Linked DNA regions of Homo sapiens: region 2 is linked to region 1. Evidence: read pairs that join two places in POLR2A ChIA-PET (ENCODE). Cell type or tissue: Panc1. All regions are shown on one strand. Links, peaks and the distances in the headings refer to the core of each region. The heading gives the core; the rest is flanking DNA.

Evidence for each region. ChIA-PET counts read pairs that join two places held together with the same protein. Peaks named below come from ENCODE experiments on the same cell type or tissue, not always from the same donor. Only the 100,000 strongest peaks of a DNase experiment are listed, where the experiment ranks them.
Region 2: POLR2A ChIA-PET joins it to region 1 with 5 read pairs; 7 of 35 experiments call an interaction of 5 or more read pairs at or near these places.

What each region holds. Positions count from the first base shown.
Region 1 is chr11:47,856,753-47,859,661 of GRCh38, forward strand. No RefSeq gene overlaps it. Among named protein-coding and RNA genes, the nearest start is that of NUP160, 9.9 kb to the left of the region's middle. In Panc1, for the core only: no CTCF peak of the experiment used is centred there; a DNase peak (open chromatin) is centred at 1,539; H3K4me3 peaks cover 713 bases; H3K27ac peaks cover 2,258 bases.
Region 2 is chr11:47,973,076-47,975,984 of GRCh38, forward strand. No RefSeq gene overlaps it. Among named protein-coding and RNA genes, the nearest start is that of PTPRJ, 6.0 kb to the right of the region's middle. RefSeq lists enhancers at 930-1,589, 1,590-2,249. In Panc1, for the core only: no CTCF peak of the experiment used is centred there; DNase peaks (open chromatin) are centred at 1,299 and 1,492; H3K27ac peaks cover 2,184 bases.

The sequences.
Region 1 (2,909 bases), core at 303-2,802:
GACAGGGTTTCACCATGTTGGCGAGGCTGGTCTTGAACTCCTGACCTCAGGTGATCCACCTGCCTTGGCCTCCCAAAATGCTGGGATTACAGGCGTGAGCCACCGCGCCTGGCCAATATTAGTCTTAAAAAACAAGGTGGGCCAAGCATGGTCTCGCCATGTTAGCCAGGCTGGTCTCGAACTCGAGGCGGGCACAGGAGTTTGAGACAAGCCTGGGCAACATGGCGAAACCCCATCTCTACATAAAGTACAAAAATTAGCCAGGTGTGGTGGTACATGCCTGTAGTATCAGCTACTCTGGAGGCTGAGGTGGGAGGGAGGATGACCTGAGCCCAGGGAGGTTGAGGCTGCAGTGAGCTAGCTGAGATCACATTACTGGGCAACAGAGACCCTGTTTAAAAAAAAAAAAAATCAAGATCAAAAGTTGATCCAGTAAAAAGGGTTATTTGCATGTATAGAGTCCAAAAGTGCTTTTTTTTTTAGACAGGGTCTTACTCTGTTACCCAGGGTGGAGTGCAGTGGCATGATCAAGGCTCGCTGCAACCTCTGCCTCCCAGGTTCAAGTGATTCTCCTGCCTCAGCCTCCCAAGTAGCTGGGATTACAGGCTCGCACCACCACGGCTGGCTCATTGTTTTGTATTTTTAGTAAAGACAGAGTTTTACCATGTTGGTCAGGCTGGTCTTGAACTCCTGACCTCAAGTGATCTGCCTGCCTCGGCCTCCCAAAGTGCTGGCATTACAGGTGTGAGCCACTGTGCCTGGCCTCAGAAGTGCTTTTTAATATAAAAGTGTACAATACAATTAAGAGGCTAGAAATTCAGATATTTGAGTAGAGATTCTCACCTATATCTAGACCATCTTGAAGTTGCACCCACTTCAAACCCTCCCTTCTCATTCGGTTCTGTCTTAAAACCTCAGGGCTATCACTTCCTTTGTTGCTGCATGATCATGGGCAATGCCAATCAATGTGCTCACGTCTTTATGTCTTTCTCTGCAAAATAATGATGGCAATAAATATCAGTTGAGAGATTTTTGCAGTCTGTTTCATTCTTTTCTCTTTTCATCTGCTCCTGAGAGTTTTTTTTTTTAATATCCTTCTCCTGTGCTACCCCTACAAAGAATAAAAAGCTTCAAATCATAAAAATAGGATGAGTTTTTAGAAGTATCACTCCTTCCTCATTTTGCCTGCCAAGTTTCAATTTGGTGCAGGTGCCGAAAGATGTTTATAGGCAAATAAAATAAGTCACTTCCACGTCTCAGAGCAAGGATGCTCAGTGACCCGAATAGGGGTTAGAACTTTGATGAGAGGCTCCAGTTTGAGGTCAGAGGCCAATGCTTTTCCAAACCCCCAGACTTTAGTCTTGTTTTGGCTTGCATTTGTCACTGCCCAAATCTTGCAAGAATTTCTGGCAATTAAATTAGTCAAAATGTGTGACTACAATTTCAGAGCTGGCAAAGCCTCTATGGGCAGCCACAGGTCCACACCCAGTGATTGTTTATATTTCTCTCGCATCCTCCAGGATCTTGCTTACGCACCAGTTTCTCTTGAGTAACGGTATGTGGAGCCAAGTCAGTAACGGTAATATTCCTTGTCTGCCTCCTTGGGCTGGTCCTGACGCTGGCCTCGACAATGCCAGGCTCTGGAACTATTTGTTTCTGAATTCCAGCCAAGAAGTCTAACAATTCTCTCCTTTCCTTTCCATCGCCCTCTTCTTCCTTACTAATGCCAAGTCTGGGATTTTCCTTGTCTAAAGACCACAGGGGCAAGGAAATGAACTTTCTTGGGATACCACAGACCACTTAACAGAAAATGTGCCCTTTGTTCTCATTCAAATGCCTTTTCCTTAAATGATATTTCTTTTCTTTTTTTTGAGACAGAGTCTTGCTCTGTCACCTAGGCTGGAGTGCAGTGGCATGATCTCAGCTCACTGCAACCTCTGCCTCCCAGGTTCAAGCGATTCTCCTGCCTCAGCCTCCCGAGTAGCTGGGATTACAGGCGTCCACCACCATGCCTGGCTAATTTTTGTGTTTTTAGTAGAGGCAGGGTTTCACCATGTTGGCCAGGCTAGTCTCCAACTCCTGACCTCAGGTGATCCCCCCGACCTTGGGCTCCCCAAATGCTGGGATTACAGGCATGAGCCACCGTGCCCGGCCTCCTTAAATGATATTTCTAAGGTTTCCTCAGATCTATCTGCACTAACTACTTGATTTTTCCTAGGTGCCTGTCAGAAGACTAAAAGGAGGCATTGGAATTCTGAATTTTCTGATTAGAAAGCAGTAGCTCACCGTAATCCCAGCACTTTGGGAGGCTGAGGTGGGTGGATCATTTGAGGTCAGGAGTTTGAGACCAGCCTGGCCAAAATGGTGAAACCCCGTCTCTACTAAAAATACAAAAAATAGCCGGGTGTGATGGCAGGCACCTGTAATCCCAGCTACTTGGGAGGCTGAGGCAGGAGAATCTCTTGAATCTGGGAGATGGAGGTTACAGTGAGCCAAGATCATGCCACTGCACTCCAGCCTGGGTGACAAAGCAAGACTCTGACTCAAAAAAAAAAAAAAAAAAAAAAGGCCAGGTGCGGGGGCTCACCCTTGTAATCCCAGCACTTTGGGAGGCCAAGGCGGGTGGATCATGAGGTCAGGAGTTCAAGACCAGCCTGACCAACATGGTGAAACCCAGTCTCTACTAAAAATACAAAAATTAGCCAGGTGTAGTGGTGTGTGCCTGTAATCCCAGCTACTTAGTAAGCTGAGTCAGGAGAATTGCTTGAACCCGGGAGGCGGAGGTTGCAATGAGCTGAGATCATGCCACTGCACTCCAGCCTGGGCGACAGAGTGAGACTCTGTCTCAAAAAAAAAAAAAAAAAAGAAAGGAGTACCTCAAAAAGAAAAAGTGATTTGCCCAGGCATTT
Region 2 (2,909 bases), core at 134-2,633, 120 kb after region 1:
AGTGCTGGGATTACAGGTGTGAGCCACCGTGCCTGGCTACCATATATAATTTTCATTTGCTTATTTAGATTGCAGGTACTTTTCCACATGACACAAATGGTCCAAGTTAATTTAGAGACCGAGGTGTTCTATGCAGCCAGCACAATGTGATTAAGAATTTTTTTCAGCCTGAAAAAAAAAAGAACATTCTTTTCAAGTCTGGAAAAAAATAATTTATTTCTAACAAGCCTGGAGGACCCAGATGCAGAGAAGCCGTGGGCCTCTGGCCTTGCGCCCTTCTTGTCTTTGTACCTCTCAGTCCTTTCTTTGTTTGAGGTGATGGTTCTGCTGCAGGCTTGACTGCCTCCTGCCCACTGCTTGCCACTTCTGGGCTTTGATTTTTTTTGAAATGGAGTTTCACTCTTGTAGCCCAGGCTGGAGTGCAATGGTGTAATCTCAACTCACTGCAACCTCCGCCTCCTGGATTCAAGTGATTCTCCAGCCTTGCCTCCTGAGTAGCTAGGATTACAGGGATGCACCACCATGCCTGGCTAATTTAGTATTTTTACTAGAGACGAGGGTCTCACCATGTTGGCCAGGCTAGTCTCGAACTCCTGACCTCAGGTGACCCATCTGCCTCAGACTCCCAAAGTGTTGGGATTACAGGCGTGAGCCACCATGCCCAGCTCACTTCTAGGCTTTGTATAGAAGTTGTTCTCAAGCCCTGGACAAAAGCTCCTTGCCCTCTAGGCCTCGACTCTCCTTGTCACACACTCCCTGTGTTTTCAGATATCCTGAAACCCTGTGTCCTGGGTCTGTCCTGCCAGACATGCAGGTACTGGGCTCACTGGGGGTTTGACTCAGATCCTAACAGCTCAGGAGGTGGGCTGGGGCACAGAGGCCAGTGGGTTTCTGACATGGGGACAGGGTGGGGACCCTTGACAGCAATAGCCCTGTTTCTGCTCTCCCAGACGTTACAGGGTTTTATTCCCCTGCATTGAAAATCTGGGGAAATTTATGGTTAAAATATGATTGTTGGGTTCTGACTGGGTTGCATTCTAGTCTCTTGCTTTTGGGGTTTGGCATGCAACTATCTCTTTGGAAGTCAAACTTTGTTTCTTATCTCAACACACACACACACACACACACACACACACACACACACGCAGGCACGCACACACTAGAAAAGAATTGGGAAAATGCTTAATGTTGCAAATGCTTGAAATGAGAAACAAGAACAGGACTGCCAAGGCACTCCCGAGCTCTGTGCATGGGCAGGTGACTAAGACAGTGTTTAGAGAGGAACTGAGGTCTGGTGGACAAACATGGAGTTCTAACCACAGCCCAGTTATTAGTCCACAGGAAACATCCTGTTACTATTATAAAGATGAAGTGCTACTTTTTTTTTTTTTAAAGAATTTTCTAAAAGTCTTCCTTTCCATTCTGATTCAGTTCAGTCTGTGAGGCAGAAAGGTCTCAGGGCAGCCATGCCTGCAACATTAGCTAATCAGACTCCCAAGAAACATTCCATTCCGCTTAGGAGGGCTTTGGAGAATGGTTTGCTCATGGTGGCTTTTAAAATACACTGAGGGTTGCCAGGCTGAATGGGATCCCTGCGGGGCTGGTGACCTGGTTCTAGGCTGGTGCTCAGCAGAGCTGCCTCCTGGTGGGTTAGTGGACTTGTTAAACATAGTTGCCTCTCCTATTCCCTGTTCTTGGGGGATGAAGAAGAAAGTCTTGTACTCTATCCCTTCCCATTCTAAAATTGGGGTAACGGAGGCCCAAGAGAGTAATAATATAAGAAATAAGAGCCAACACAGATCACTTTATGTTAACTTGTCTACAAATGTCAAGGGGAGGAACATCATGGCATAGTGGCAAGAAAGATATAGTTTTAGATCCTGGTTTTTGCCAGTCTGAAACTGTGTGACCTTGTGTAAGTAAGTAAGCCTGAGACTCAGTTTCCTTATTTGTAAAATACTGATGATGATGCCTATTATACAGCATTGTTGTAAGGAGTAGAAATAATGGATGTAAAGTACCTGGATGAGTGCTGGCATCCAGTGGGTACCTGATAAGTGGTCTGTATTTATTTATTTATTTATTTATTTTTGAGATGGAGTCTCACTCTGTAGCCAAGGCTGGGGTGCAATGGCACGATCTTGGCTCACTGCAACTTCTGCCTCCTGGGTTCAAGTGATTCTCCTGCCTTAGCCTCCTGAGTAGCTGGGATTACCGGCATGCACCACTACGCCCAGTGTGTTTTTGTATTTTCGGTAGAGACAGGGTTTTGCCATGTTGGCCAGGCTGGTCTCGAACTCCTCACCTCAGGTGATCTGCACCTGCCTCGGCCTCCCAAAGCGCTGGGATTACAGGCATGAGCCACCGTGCCCTGCCTTCTTTCCTTTTTTTGAGATAGGGTCTCACTCTGTCACCCAGGCTGGACTGCAGTGGTGCAATCTCGGCTCATTGCAACCTCTGCCTCCCGGGCTCAAGTGATCCTCCCACCTTAGCCCCCCAAGTAGCTGAGACCACAGGGATCCACCATTATGCCTGGCTAATTTTTGTATTGTTTTGTAGATGGGGTTTAGCCATATTGCCCAGGCTGGTCTCAAACTCCTGAGCTCAAGTGATCCGCCTGCCTCGGCCTCCTAAAGTGCTGGGATTACAGGCATGAGCCACCATGCCCAGCTGTAAAATTTTTCCTTTTAGAGAACAGGGTCTTGCTGGGTTTGCCAGACTGGAGTGCAGTGGCTATTCATAGGCAATGACCGTGGCATACTATAGCCTGGAACTCCTGGGCTAAGGTGATCCTCCTGCTTCAGCCTCCTGAGTTGCTGGGACTACAGGCACCCAGCAGATAAACAATGTTTTGTAATCATGCCTGACAGTAAGAATTTTCCAACGGCTAGTTAAAAATACAGATTCCC